Regions from separate parts of the Mus musculus genome. Here region 1 is linked to region 2. Evidence: chromatin contacts called from ENCODE Hi-C data. All regions are on one chromosome and are shown on one strand. Each heading gives the region's core, a stretch centred on a gene start or an enhancer-like site at or near the end of the contact. The rest is flanking DNA. Distances are from core to core; before and after follow the strand shown. Region 1 holds the start of Abhd12 (abhydrolase domain containing 12). Region 2 holds the start of Kif16bos (kinesin family member 16B, opposite strand).

Region 1 (7,826 bases), core at 665-3,164, 8.0 Mb before region 2:
TGTTAGACAGAAGGAAGCAAAACAAAAGTGAAGGCAAGAGGCCTCTTAGACCTTTAAGGAAATCCAAGTGAGGAATGATGGCTGTTTGTTTGGTCCAAGGTGGGGATTGGTGGAGGAGATAGGAACTGGTTAGAGGCTGGATTTTTGATACAGGGCTGATGTAAAACTTGATGACGGGTGTGGTGTCATAAAAAAAGAAAAAAAAAAGGAAAAATCAAGGATGAAACCAGAGTCTTGACTCCAAGAAAGCCAAGGATGGAGTTCCCATTCATTTCTTGGGAGGGAAAGGGGATGAGCTAGGAGGGTTGAGTGCCTATTAGACGTCAACAAGAAGTAGAACATTTGATAAAGAGCCTTAGATCTAGAAAGGGTATGACCCAGAGATACAATGGGAGCGTACCCAGTGTGGAAGCATATTTAAACATTAGGAGACCAAGAGATAAGGATCATATTGACAAAATCTAGCTCTACACCCTCTCTGTCTCCTCCCTCCAGTTCTTCCCCTCCTCCTCTTCTTCCTCCTCCCCCCCCCCTCCTCTGTATAATGGAACCCCAATCCTCAGGTATACTGAGGAAATGCTATCACTGAGCTATATTCAGCTCTTTTTATTTGTGTTATTTTGAGACAGAAGCCGCTAAATTGCCTGGGTTGGCCTCCAATCTGCAACCCTCCTGATGTCAGCTTCTGTAATAACTTCAGGCATGTCCTACCAGGGCTATTTGTTCTTTTGTTTTTCTATAAAGATTTTATGACTGATAGGTCAAAACTATCTTTAAGCATTTAATTTCCTTTTTGAATATTCAAATCTATAGTACTATTTTGTTGATGTTTTAAAGACTGTAGATATTCATACAGTATGAACATAGGTTATAATATAGCAAAAATGGTAAAGAAATTCTTGAATTGCAAGTTGTAACTATCATTACAAAGGCAACAACATAATCCATTACATTTCTAAGTTCCTATTAAATCTTTATCAGTTGCCAATATTTTTCAAACTGATTACATGCATGTTGAAATTACAAAAGTAACTCATTAGTAAAATGCATGCTATATCAAACAAAACAAAAACTATTAAAAGCTACAACGTGTCCTTTCATTTTTTTTCAGGTGGATTGAATTATTAAATTTGGATGTCAGAGTGCAAATTCCTCTTTGAAACGGATTTCCTTGCCTTCTTACCAGTCCTAATCGTTCTTATGAAGATCCAAACTTTAATAGAAGACTTCAAAGCATACGCAGGCAGTTCATTTTCTTACATTCAGCGAAAGAAAAAGTGAATATATGGGAGGCAGAGGCAGGCGGATTTCTCAGTTCGAGGCCAGCCTGGTCTACAAAGTAAGTTCCAGGACAGCCAGGGCTACACAGAGAAACCCTGACTCGAAAAGACAAAAAAAAAAAAAAAAAAGTAAATATAAACTTGTTTAAACAATACATTAGCTACTGGAGTCTCTCTCTCTCTGTAAAGCTTTTTTGTTGAGTATATCAAATCTAGAGAACATCTGGGGCTCTAGCTTTTTAGGGGCGCCAAATGCCCTAAAGAGGGAGTAGAGAGAGCCTATTTTGCCCAGCAAACGGAGCTAGTGCCCTCAAGGACTCCCTAGCACCCTCCCCATTCGGACCACTTAGATCTTAGATAGGGCCTGCCTCAGTTCGTAGGCAGAGGGCACCTGAGTTGCACCTAAAGCAACCCAGCAGGAGAATCCAAACTGGCCCTAATCCGTTTCGTAAACGCACTAAGACCCTTCAGACTAGCCCTGCCCTGAAAATGACCCGCAGTTTCAGCTTATTCCGCCCTTCTCCAAGATGGCTGTGGCTGGCGCTGGGGATGCTGGGCGCGCTGCTTGTGAAGCGGAGCTGCCGGGGGCGTGTCTGGGGCGGGGCTTCCTGGACTCGTGCGCTGATTGGCCGCGGTGGCCGACCGGCCTCCGGCGCTGGTCCATAGCGGGCGCCGCGGCCTGGGGCTGGGATGTGACCCGCAGTGGGCTCCCGGCTCCGGGTGGTGACGGCTGTGAGCGGCGGCGACTGCAGCGAGGTCGGCGCAGGCGGGCGGGCGAAACCAGGGCGCCGAGAGCTGCTGCCGACAGGGCCGCGGGATGAGGAAGCGGACCGAGCCCGTCACCTTGGAGCATGAGCGCTGCGCCGCCTCAGGCTCGTCCTCCTCCGGCTCGGCCGCCGCGGCGCTGGACGCCGACTGCAGCTTGAAGCAGAACCTGCGTCTGGCGGGCAAGGGGACGGCAGAGCCGCACAGCGCATCCGACGCGGGCATGAAGCGGGCGCTGGGCAGGTGAGATGCGGTGCAGACACGCGCGGGCCCCTCACCTGGAGGGCAGGTAGTCCCAGGCTCCCACCTTCAGAGATCTGCTGCGGGAGCATCACACGGTTCCATCCTCCCGGCGTCCTCTTCGACCCTTCTAAAGACTACCTCCCCTCGTCTGGCCCGCAGGGACCGTCCAACCCCATTCTTTCCTCCAAACATCTGCCTCTGGAGCTCTCCTTCAACCCCCATCTCACCCTCCCACCCCCTCCACGAGCTGCTCACTAACCCACCCAGCACCCTGGCTGGCATCCTTATCAGGTTAGCCTGCAGAGATACTTAGTGGTTGAGTCCATAGTAATCAGGGGCCCAGTATTCCTGACTGGCTCTGGAAAGAGTCTCCCGAGGAGTTTGAAAGGCTGCCCTTAAGAAGAGGACCACGCAGGGTGAACGGCAAGACCAAAGACCCTGCAAGTGCTCTTAGCCAGTTCACCTGCTTTGCCTTGACCGTATATGGAGCTCAGTAGCAACTCTCCTGTCTGGTCCTTCCCTTCGCTAGCTAATCGCAGGTCAGAGCTGCATTCACCGACCCCCTTTCAAGGGTTAAGCCGTTTTCAGAATCCAAAGGAAAGGATGGATGGATGCATCCATTCTCAGCTGTTGGAGAGAACTGGTGGTTGTCTATGCAGGTAGTTAGTTACAAAGCACTTGAAATCTGCACAGGAATTGGTCATTGAAAATTACTCTGTAAGGTCCTGGAATCTTCTGGGATTGGTCGGTGAGTTAGACTTGCATCCTTCTTTTAGGATGGAGAAGAGGCAGTTATGTAAAGCTGATCTCAAAATTGAGTAGCCTGTTTTATATAGGAATAGGTTTCTTTCCCTCTATCTGGTTTCTTAATTTGATAGTTTGTAGACTATTATCTCTGTTGGCAGTTTTGAAGCCTTGATAGTGTATGACCAGAAATATTAGTTTGCAATGTTCCTAAGTCAGGAGTTGTAGCAGTCATTTCTTTTTGCATCAATTGATCGTTTGTTGTATATGTTAAACATTTACCCAAGAAAGAAAATCAGAGCTTGAAGCTCTGTGCTTAAAAGATCATGAACTTCAACTACCGAGATCTTTAAGTCAGTGATTCTCCATCTTGCAGAAAGACCAGAACTGGCTGTTTGTAGGTAAAATTTACTACCAGAGCGTGGGTGAGATTGCTGATCTGGGGAAGGCTCCTGCCATCAGGCCTAATGACCTGAGATCTATCCTTCTTGTGACTTAATGGTGAAAGGAGAGAACTGTCTCCCATAAGTTGGCTTTTGACCTCCATGCAGACCACCTCACATACATGCACACAAAATAAATGGATAGCATGTAATTAAAAATGAACTAGCAGGTGATCAATCTTTTGAAAGACTTATGTACTCTTTACTTTGTCTTAAGAAAAGTTTACCTTCTTTAAAATCCCTTGATAATTCGATTGCACTTTTATTCATATGCTTTGCATATAGCTTAGATAACTTAGAAATTCTTTCGTTGAAAAAAAATCAAATTGCTATGTACAGCCATGTTTGGGAGGCCAGCAGGAATACTGCTCTGACACCTTCCTTGCATTAAAAGGACCTGATTGATATTGTAGTACAAAGAGAATCATTCAGATGGTGCCCACATCCTCTGAATGAACAGAGGCTTTGGGGGAATAAAGCATAATGAAGGAAGGCCAGATCGGACCGGACCATTACTCCATAGTTGTTTTCCCCTGTTGCCTTGGCCAGGCTTTCTGGCGCTTCACTCAGGCCAGCCCAGCGCAGCCCTGTTTACCGTCTTACTTACCTGACTTTGTAACGCATGAATACTTGTTGAGTTGTTTTACCTGTCTCCTCCCCAACAAGAATGGAAATGCAATGAGAGTAGGTTGCTCTCTCCACCTCTGCATTCCCAGGGCATGCCAAGAGATAGCAAACAAACAAACAAGCAAACAAATAAAATTTAAAAAGCCCGTTGAGTAAGTGAGTATCTACGGAATAAATTCCTAGAAGTGGAGTTGCTGGCCGGAGGGTGTGTTGATAACTAGCAGGTAAAGCCAAAGTCCGCACTGAAGAATTAGTACTGATCGTGACCTCTGTCAGTGTAGGTTGCCTGCTCCTAAGACATTTGGACCTTGCTTATTTCTTTTAACTCTTCTTTTTGGATACTTGTAGCGACATGCAAGTGGATAAAATCTTCTGATGGCCCTCTATCTGTCACACACTTTTAAGCTGTCACTGTTTAGCATCTAGAATCATTCCTCTTCTCGCCATTTTTTCCCCTCAGGGTGGGAACTAGACTATTTTTGAGCAGATTTTATTTATAAGTACTTTAGAATTACTTGAATGAAAAGAAGTGATTTGAAACAATGTAATAGTGGGGTATCATATATCAGCTATGTATAACATCCAGTCTGCACAGCCATTTCCTAAAATCTCAGAAATGCCTTACTGATTACTTTATCTTAAAATTCTGTTTTTCTTTTTCTTTGTTCCCTATGTACTTCCTTTAGAAAAATTCTATACACTCTTTTTATTTATTTATGATTTTGTGTATGTATGATTTGTGTGTGGAATTACTTGTGTAATGTAAAGGTCAGAGGACAATTTCAGGAAATTTGTTTTCCCTTCTACTTTTATGTAGGTTCTGCTGTTGAACTCAGTTCTCCAACACCCCTTTACTGGATAAGTCATCTTGCTGGCCTCTCTCCTATGCATTTTTATCCTAATTATTTCTTTTGTTGTTGTTGTTGAAAATAGGATTCTTTATCATAGCATGTATTCTTATTGTTTTAGCTCATAACTAGTAACATTATTTCTCATGGTTTTTACAGTCCATTCTCTTTGGTCTTCTAAGTCTTCTGTGATGACAACTGTAAGTAATAAGAATTTTGTCCCTTGTCTTCAAATTTTTATGTCACTTGTTTCCGTCTCTTTCCTGATGCATGGTATATCCTGACAGAAAGCCAAGTACTATCCATGATTCTGGACATCTTTGACTAGTCCATGACTTTACTGACAGCCAAGAACTGTGGGTGATACCGGGTACCTTGACTAGTTCATGACTTTATTACAGTTAAGTGCTATGTCTGATACTGGGCACTTTCATGCTTTTACTGATAGTGTTTTTGATGGTTTGTTTGTTTGTTTGTTTTTGGTTTTTGCCATTAAATGTAATGCTAGTTCTTTTGCTAAGGAGTTTGTTGCTGGTGTTTTTTTTTTTTTTGTTGTTTTGTTTTTTTTTTTTAATGGTAGCTGGATTTTTAAGTGCCATTTGTGTGGGGTGGTTTTTTTTTTGTTTTGTTTTGTTTTTTTTAAATATGGTCTAATCAACTTAAAAACAAAACCAAAAAATCCCACTGTAGCTAATTCAGATGGAAAAAAATTTGAGACCAAAAGCCCCCATTTTGTTTGTTTTAAGTTCTGGGTGGGCCAAAGGGTGATTTTTTTTTGAAGGTAAATATTTGATATAATTAATATAGGAACCCTATGCCCTGGGAAGAGGAATGATAATAATTTGCTTTGTCTGATGAGCAGAGATGGGCAGATGAAGGATTTTGTAGGAGTTTCTTTTTCTTCTTGTAACCTTGGAATTCTTGACAGTGCATAGAAGGTACACATGTTCTAACTTGGACCCTGAGAAGACACGTATTCAACCTACAGGGATGGCCTTTCTTCTCCCAGACTTTCGACCAAATCTAGGGATGGACAGATACAATGAGCTGCATGGGAGGTTTCGTAGTCTTATGACTCTTCATGTAAATACCAAGGAACACAGTCAGCACCTCCCATTTTTCCTTGATCCAGAGAAGGGCAACCATCCAAGATGCTGCTGACTTTATCAGAAAGACAGGAGGCTGAGGTCAGGGTCCATGCCCTTCGACTTTAGCCTTTCCAAGGTATCGCCTGCAGCTTACATGCCATGCATCCCTGCGTGTGTGTCTCATCATCATCCTTAACCTACAGATTAAAATGAGAGGAAGTTCACAGCTGGCCTCTCTTTATCTCCTTTTTACTACCACACCTGAAATAACAGACTTGGAGCCAGCGATTACATTGCAGCAGGTTGGCTGTTGTACTTCATCTGGGCTCCCGCTGGGTCAGCCTTTTCCCATTGTTCCTTACCTTGTCATGTTGCTCTATAGCCTGACTCCAGATTTTATTAGGGCTGTATTTTCTATATTTCTGTTGACAAAGTTCCTTTTAGCCCACAATCACTATTCCTTCCCAAGTCAGCTTTCTGTGGTGACTCTGGCAGACAGGTCTACACTGTGGGAGACGCTTTCTGTGGTGACTCTGGCAGACAGGTCTACACTGTGGGAGACGCTTTCTGTGGTGACTCTGGCAGACAGGTCTACACTGTGGGAGACGCTTTCTGTGGTGACTCTGGCAGACAGGTCTACACTGTGGGAGACGCTTTCTGTGGTGACTCTGGCAGACAGGTCTACACTGTGGGAGACGCTTTCTGTGGTGACTCGGGCAGACAGGTCTACACTGTGGGAGACGCTTTCTGTGGTGACTCTGGCAGACAGGTCTACACTGTGGGAGACGCTTTCTGTGGTGACTCGGGCAGACAGGTCTACACTGTGGGAGACGCTTTCTGTGGTGACTCTGGCAGACAGGTCTACACTGTGGGAGACGCTTTCTGTGGTGACTCGGGCAGACAGGTCTACACTGTGGGAGGCGCCTTGGGGGACTGAGACAGACTTCTTGACCTGTTCAGGAAGGCCGCCTTAAAGAAAGAATCATGGACTTTTCAATACTTTAAAATGCCTGGATATAGACAGAATCTCTTGTGTACTGTGTGGAAGCGTCACCTGTCAATAAAAAGCTGATGACCTATTAGCTGATACAGTAAACAGTAGGTGGGACGTCTGGCAGAGAGAGAGAGAAAGAGAGAGAGAGAGAGAGAGAGAGAGCGAGCTAGGATTCTGGAAAGGGTCAAGAGCAGGGAGATTTGCCCCAAACTCTGAGGAGACAGATGCATGAAACTGTCATAAGGAGAGGTAACCAGTCATGTAGCACACAGAGAATAGAATAAACAGGTTATATAAAGTATGGCCTAGTCAGGGAGTGATTCAAAGCTTATGGCCTAAGGATTTATTCATAATTAAGTCTCAGAGTTGTTATTTATGGGAACAAAGAGGTTGGATGGAAAAGCTGTGGCTACAACGGGGTAGGATAGCAGCAAGTGGGTCAATGGGGAAAGATGCTTGTTGCACAAGTCTGGCGACCTGAGTTTGATTCCTGAAACCCATATATAGGCAGAAGGTGAGAAAGCTACAAAGCACACGCAAACAAAGTAATATTTTTAATATTAAAAAAAGTCATGGAAGATAGTTAGTTTATCAGGTCTGTGCTAATAAAGGTGGAATCCTGTTCGAGATTCCTGCTCTCAAGAGAATACTTGTATTTCAAATAAAAGATGCAGGAAGACTGTTTAATGACACAACTATGACAAGCTTCAGGTCGGTGCTGTTTGTCCACAGTTGGTACCATGAAACTTAAGGGTTCAGTGGCTTTGTGCTTTGCCAGGGGATCTGTCAGCACA
Region 2 (7,462 bases), core at 4,562-7,061:
GTGAAATGGATGAGCGGAGTGTTTCCTGACTTGACTTCCTTTTACACCACAGCATTCGTCTCCTCGTGGAAATAGAGTACAAATTACTATCCTGCCATCTTCAACACGGTATTGAATTACCAATACAATCAGAATCAGCACTTCTGCAAAGTGCTGATGGCCTATTTTGTACTTGTTTGTGTTAATCAATGTTAATTAAAAAGCAAGCACGGGGGTTAATGAATTATAATGGGCTTAATTAAGCTTGACAGAAACAAATGGCATAACCTTAATGCTATGGGCCACTTAAAATAACAAAAAAGCCAGAAAATCATCCTGTAGAAAATTCACACCTATATACATCGGCCACCTACAGAAACAGAAGGATGTAATGAGCTTATTAGTTTTGCTAATTGTCAAGTTAACTACTTACAAAGCTGGCAGCAGAGAGAATTATAAGACCCATTCTGTATCCTTAAAGGCCTTGCAAGCAATCTTATTGGGAGAGAGATACAGAAAGATAAAGACATAGAAATATTTTAAAATACACCAATGAAGCTGGGGAGGCTAGGGCCATCAGATTGAAAGTTCCAGGATAGTCTAGGAACTCAAAAAAAGAAATAGTGTCTCAAAAAAGTCTGTCTCAAGCAAAGAAATTTGTGGGTCAGCAAGTCACAAATGAGCAAGACCAGCTGTACAGAAAAGCATGCAGAGCAGAGAGTGATCGATGAGAGCTGACTCAGTGGAGAGACCCAGCAAGGCAAAGCCCAAGCAAAGGACCAGCAGGAGGAGAGAGGGCACTCTGGCCGGGTGACAGATCTGTAGATAGCAACACAGCCTGTGCACAGAGAGCTTCCAGGAATTGGCTCCACTGACTGGCGTTCCAAAGGTGGCTGAGAAAAGAAGTTTCTAAGGTCATTTTGCCTTGGTATCTTCAAGAAGAAAGGAACAAGTGATCATGAAAGTTTTGAGATTTCAGTTCTAATTCTAAAGAAATCTGAGGAGGGCATCTGCTTGCCCACTTTTTCTATTATTCCTATTTCCCATTTCTTTTCTTTATTTCTTTTTTTGTTTGTTTTGTTTTTGTTTTTGTTTTTTTCGAGACAGGGTTTCTCTGTGTAGCCCTGGCTGTCCTGGAACTCACTTTGTAGACCAGGCTGGCCTCGAACTCAGAAATCTGCCTGCCTCTGCCTCCCAAGTGCTGGGATTAAAGGCGTGTGCCACCAAGCCTGGCTATTACTCCTATTTCAACAAGATTACTAGTTACTAAATTGCCTTTCATATGCCCAGCAACACACTCCTGAAATCCCAGTAGCTTTAACAATGGCTACTGGTCAGTGTGGTAATTCTAGTAGTCTAGGTGGGGTCAGTCATTCTTGTCATCTTTTAGTAACACGTGATCTGTTGCTAATTTACCTGAGACTGGGAGTCTTGGGTAGCAGGCTTCTTTGCAAGCCTGGTGCTTGACTGGTTATTGGCTGCATGGCTAGGTTTGATGGAATCAAACTTCAGCAGGCTGCCCTGACCTTGTCCACATAACAGCAGGTGGGGTCATGGAACATGAGTTTTGAAGCATGCAAAGTCTCTCGAGGTCAAGGTTTGCAAGTCACATAAAGTCAACCCAGTTGAGCCAAAGAAAGTTGCACAACCAGCCTCGAAGACATGCGGAGGCAGATTCTACTTCCAATGAAGAGGCACAGCAGACTGATACCACAAGGCCTACCTGCTGGACAAGGAGGAAATTATGATTACTTTTTAATATTTTGGTGTGGGAAATAGAACCCAGGCCTTTGATATGCTATGCAAGAGCTTTACCATTGACCTACGTCTGCAATTTGTGTGATTATTTTTTAACTCTCATGCTCTGTTTCAGGTAAAGGGGCTTTCTAAGTGTTTGAGAAGTTAGATGTATTTTCCCAGCTCTGAACATTTATCTGAGGTATTTCTTTTGTCTCAACATTTCCTCTCTCACTCATCTTGGCAGTTCAAATTCCATCTCTCCTGCAAGGCCTGTCTTCAGAATGCCTGCATCCATGAGACCCTTCCCTTACCCTTTGAGGAGGGGCGGTGAGGGGGGAATAAATGTGTTTTCTTGCCCTTAAGGAGGTGAGATGCTGCCACCAACTCTGTGAAGTCTATCAATTCTGAACCATTTTTGACCATAGGTATAGTTACATGCAATTGAAAACAATCTTTTTCATCTTAGTATATGAAATGACTGTAATTTAGGGTGATCATTTCTATTAAATTGAATCTGCTGCAATTTCTTCATTCACTTTGCTCAAAAAGAAAACTGGTATTCATGATGACCTGCTTATAGCTTCACTGAAATTACTAACCATGACTTTTTTTGGGGGGGAGGGGGTGTGTGATTATCATTACAGTTACCTTATTGCCTAGGTTTTCTTTCAGACTTTAAAGTATGTGTTTCAAATTGCCAGGGTTTTTTTTTTTTTAAAGGTTTAGTATGTCTAGAGAGTCTAACCACTTCTTTAAGTTTCAGAACTTACGAAATAAAAATCATGTTGGATTTGCATTTGGTGTCTAACATTTCTGTTTGTGAAATTATTGTACATTTTTTGAAAACCAAGAAAGTACTTTTGTTTATTGGTTAGCTGTCATCTTGGTTTGTTCCTTTTCTTTTTTTGTTTTTTTTTTTTTTAAGATTTACTTGCTTATTATATGTAAATACACTGTAGCTGTCTTCAGACACACCAGAAGAGAGCATCTGATTACATTACTGATGGTTGTGAGCCAACATGTGGTTGCTGGAATTTGAACTCAGGACCTCCAGAAGAGCAGTCAGTGCTCTTAACCACTTAGCCATCTCTCCTGCCTGGTTTGTTTCTTATTGTTGTGATAAAACAGCATGACCAAAAGGGTGTGTTCATCTTAAACTCTGAGTCACAGTCTATCATTAAGAGAATTGAGGGTGTTGGGCGGTAGAGGAGACACACACCTTTAATCCTAGCACTTCAGGCTGGGGCGGGTGGATCTCTATGAGTTCAGGTCCAGCCTGGAGTACATGCAAAGTTTCTATTTGTTTGTTTATTTATTTGTTTCTTTGTTTGGAACAGGGTTTTACAGTGTAGCCTTGGCTGGCCTGGAGTTCACTATGTAGATTAGGCTGGCCTTGAATTCCTAGAGATCCTCTTTCCTCTTCCTCCAGAGTTCCGGCCCTCATACTGCTTTTTTTGTTTGTTTGTTTTGTTTTGAGACAGGGTTTCTCTGTAGTCTTGACTGTCCTGGAACTCACTTTGTAGACCAGGCTGGCCTCGGACTCAGAAATCTGCCTGTCTCTGCCTCCCAAGTGCTGAGTTTAAAGGCATGCACCACCACTGCCCGGCTCATACTGCTTTCTTATATAATGAAGGACTACCTATCCCGGGTGACTCCACAGTGGGCTGAGTCTGTCCATATTAGTCAAGAAAATGCCCCACAGACTTGCCCACAGGCCAGTCTGATAAAAGTTTTCTTTTACTCCTAAGCTATGTTTAAATTTAAGGTTTTTTTTTTTTTTTTTTTTTTTTTAATCTAACCAGAACAACTCAACTAAATTCAACTTCAGCTTCTCCTGTAAGACATCCCTCAAAGGAGATATTAAGCATACTTTTGTGGCCGGGCAGTGGTGGCACATGCCTTTAATCCCAGCACTTGGGAGGCTGAGGCAGGCAGATTTCTGAGTTCGAGGCCAGCCTGGTCTACAGAGTGAGTTCCAGGACAGCCAGGGCTACACAGAGAAGCCCTGTCTCAAAAACCAAAACAAAACAAAAAACCCAAAACAACAACAACAACAACAACAAAAGCATACCTACCGTGTGAATAATGCTTATAGTACTTATGTATCACTTATTACATAAAGGTGTTTATGAGATGTCAGTTATGTCTTAAGACCCAATTTAAATATGTTTATCAAAGTTGTAAAAATGTCCTATTTGTGAAAGAGTAAGTCAATTTTACTCTCTAGAGTCTAGAAAAAGAATAAAGTATAGCTAATGGGTCCATAGTATTTTCCTTCTGATGAGGCTTTTCCCAGATGATTTAAATGCTTTGAAGTGAAATCAACATAGTGTTTTGGGTTTTCTCACTTTGTACTGAAGTTGTTAAGACTTAGGGACTGTAAATCACCAATACCTATTTGGAAATGATAAGGTCGCTTAAGAACCAGCAAGAAGGGGCTGGCGAGATGGCTCAGTGGGTAAGAGCACTGACTGCCCTTCTGAAGGTCCTGAATTCAAATCCCAGCAACCCCATGGTGGCTCACAACCACCCATAATGAGATCTGGTGCATTTGAAGATAGCTACAGTGTATTATTATAATAATAAATAAATCTTAAAAAAAAAGGACCAGCAAGAAATTCAACAATAAATGAAGTTCAGAATGTTACTGCAAAACAGTCACCTCCTGCCTACACACACACACACACACACACACACACACACGCCTTTACATATTCATGCCTGACTTACTTTTGAATGTGTGTGTGTAGTGTGCACCTGTGCTGGCAGAGGCTGGGAAAGAACATTCGATCACCTAGAGTTACAGATGGTTGTAAACTGCCCGATGTAGGAGCGGAGAACGGAGTCCCCATCCTCTGCAAAAGCATCAAGTGCTCTTAACTGGCAAGAGTCATCGCTCCAGCCCCAGAATAACTGTTTTACATCCATCATGTAAACGATATGAGATCCAAAACAAAAACCAATGTTTCTGAACAAGAACCACAGTATAGAAAATAAATATAATGAAGTTATGTGTCCTTTTGTTAAATAACAAGTTATAGTATCAGCTTCACAACTGGCCTAATTTCAAAGTCAAAATAAAAAAGGAAGAACAATCTGAGAGAGCTGCAACAGTCCCTAAATATCTGTGATTTCCAGTATCATCAAAATTTCAGATGTTACTACAGCTGCACATTTTATTTTAATTAGAGGAGACTATATAGAGGTAATCCCCCCCCCCCCATACACGTTCAGGAGCTTTAAGAGACTTTATTTGGTGATTCTTCTGAGTAACAGTTCTCCTGGCAGTTGTCCTTACCAAACTGATGCTGTGCTTAGCAGTTAGTCAATGGGGAGCCTCACGCGGGGAGCCTCACACTTGACTTCCGGAGGAAGCTTCTGTGCAGGTTAAGTCCTGGAAGACTTTAAAAAGTCTAAAATTTCTAAAGACAGAAACAAATGAAAGGGGTACCAGAGATTCATTGGAATTTGAGAAGATGAGCAAGCCCTTAAAAACCTTCCTGTTTATTCATTTTTCTTGGTGCAGAGAGTAAATTAATCAAGGGGTGGCTGTTCAGTCATTTCTCTGGCGAGAAACCTCGCTGCTTCTAGTTTAAAATCCGCAGGCTTGCTGTTCGTGTTCCGTGGGCCGCAGCACTTTGTCGGTTGTGTCAAATCGCAAGGTGGTGTTGGAATCAGAGGATTATGTACACGTGTAGGCTGCTGGAAATTATGGATAGAATGGCCTGCATAAGCCCAAACTGGACAAGCAAAACCTCCAGGAACAGGAACTCACATTAACAAGTGATTTGCAGTTGAGTGCAGAATTCGCACACCTGTTCTTGGTTGTCTTGGTTGCTCTCAGCGACTCTACAGCTGGTAGGGTGTTGAAGCCCTGCCCGCCCGAGAGCGCACCCTACACAGTTTGTCCCCAAGCAGCTCCCATATACGGCGGGCTCCGCCCCTGCCCGTGGCTGCCACAGCCGGGTGCAGCCTGGCTGGCGGCTGTGCCTGGACCCGCCCGCTGCTTCTGCTATTGCGCATGCGCCCCATTTTCAACCCTCCGAGTTTTCCCGCCCTTGATTGGCTGACTCTGCGCCCATTTCTAAACTTGTAAGCGCCTTAGTCCAGGCTTTGTAGGACTCCGAACAAAGGGGACGTTCTGATTCTACCCTACCTTGAAGGGTTCTAGGAAAGCTGAGATGAGGACTCCTGGTACTAGTGGACCACACATTGGCCGTCGTATTATTTCACTTAGTCTATTATTAAACCCTTGGAGTTCCAGTTTAGCAGGCGAGGCAGACTGGAAGACTCAAAGCTAGTATTGGAGTTCGAGCCAAAAACCCGGGAGACTTTTTCGGCTCCCCTCAGGGACTTAAGCAGCATCACATCTAAGCTTTCTAGAGACCATTTGAACCGAAGTCATCTGCCCGGGAGTGAAATAATAGCGGGGATATGCTGGTCTTGAGGACAGAATGTTCCATTGTGGTCGTTAGAGACCTCGAGGGTGAGGAGGAGCAAGTCAGTAGGCTTGCTTTATACTCCATCAGCAAGTGCAAAGGCAGGAGATCAGGGTCCAGGAGGAAGGCTGGTCTGTAAGTTTTGAGCGACCCTGACTGGGGCAGGAGGAAGATAGTTGATACTGGAGTTTTTGTGTCCAGCAGGTGACTTACAGGTGAAGGCATAGGGTTAACTGAATGAATTTACAGGGAGATAGCCCGGTAAGAAATCACTGATGCCAGGGGCTTTAGCTCATAAAAAAAAAGGGAAGAATAAGAAGAAGAAGGAGAAGGAGAAGGAGGAGAAGGAGGAGAAGGAGGAGGAGGAGGAGGAGGAGGAGGAGGAGGAGGAGGAGGAGGAGGAGGAGGAGAAGGAGAAGAAGAAGAAGAAGAAGAAGAAGAAGAAGAAGAAGAAGAAGAAGAAGAAGAAGAAGAAGAAGAAGAAGAAGAAGAAGAAGAAAGAAAGAAAGAAAGAAGAAAGCGGGTGTCCTCACTTTTGATCCAATGACTAAAGTTAAATTGCTAAACTGTCCCCAAAATGCAAAAACTCCCTTTAGATATGATTCCAACCAATATAACGACATTTCTATCTGCCTAAAAAAATCCTCGATCCTTTGTTTTCTTGGTACCCTAAATTTTGTGGTTCAGAACACATGCTTAGAACTCTTTGAAGAAACAGAGCAGTCCCTCAGAGTTCTCCACGACCTTTCGCTTCTCAACAAGACAGATGAGTTGACGAGCACGGGCCGTATAAAGTCAGGACCATGTTATTGGTTGCAATGCTCGTTTTCGGTAGTCCATTCCTCGGTTTCCTTGAGAATGCTCTAAATGCAGTGATCGTCCTGGGCCTGACTGGGTTTGACTTTCCGAGTTAGAGACAGCACAGCCGGTTGCCATTGACTTCGAGGTGGGGCTGCGCTGGGGCGTGGCCACCGAAGAGGCGGGGCCCAGACTTCCGGGCCCCGCCCCTTCGCGCCGTAGGCAGCTGCCAAACCCCGGTGCGTGGATCACGCGGGCCGGAGCCGCTCTGGGCATGCTCAGTGGCCTGGCAGGTGTGGCCGCCTAGCAACTCCAGGTCGGCCCTAGCCGAGGGGCGGGTGAGAGGGAAGTGGGCGGGGGCGCGGGCACGGGCACAGTCGCTGGAGTGGCCGGCGGCCGCGGGGCGCAGGCCTGTTGGAAGCCCCCGCGGGCCGGGCCGGGATGAGCTATGGCATCGGTCAAGGTGGCCGTGAGAGTCCGGCCCATGAATCGCAGGTGAGTGGGGC

What was found. A loop is a pair of places that touch in the nucleus more often than their neighbours do.
Region 1: a map of gastrocnemius shows a loop between it and region 2 (8-fold over the local background). The contact joins the promoter of Abhd12 here to the promoter of Kif16bos in region 2. A Hi-C loop is called at or near these places in 2 of 37 maps with a recorded cell type or tissue (T-helper 17 cell and gastrocnemius).

Annotation. Positions count from the first base shown.
Region 1 is chr2:150,898,819-150,906,644 of GRCm38, reverse strand. It overlaps Abhd12 (abhydrolase domain containing 12), which reads left to right and starts at 1,914. Exons shown (of 13, transcript NM_024465.3): 1 at 1,914-2,288. The coding sequence starts at 2,098.
Region 2 is chr2:142,901,314-142,908,775 of GRCm38, reverse strand. It overlaps Kif16bos (kinesin family member 16B, opposite strand), which reads right to left and starts at 5,811. Exons shown (of 2, transcript NR_131921.1): 1 at 5,535-5,811; 2 at 5,204-5,421. It overlaps Kif16b (kinesin family member 16B), which reads left to right and starts at 7,312. Exons shown (of 26, transcript NM_001081133.2): 1 at 7,312-7,451. The coding sequence starts at 7,405.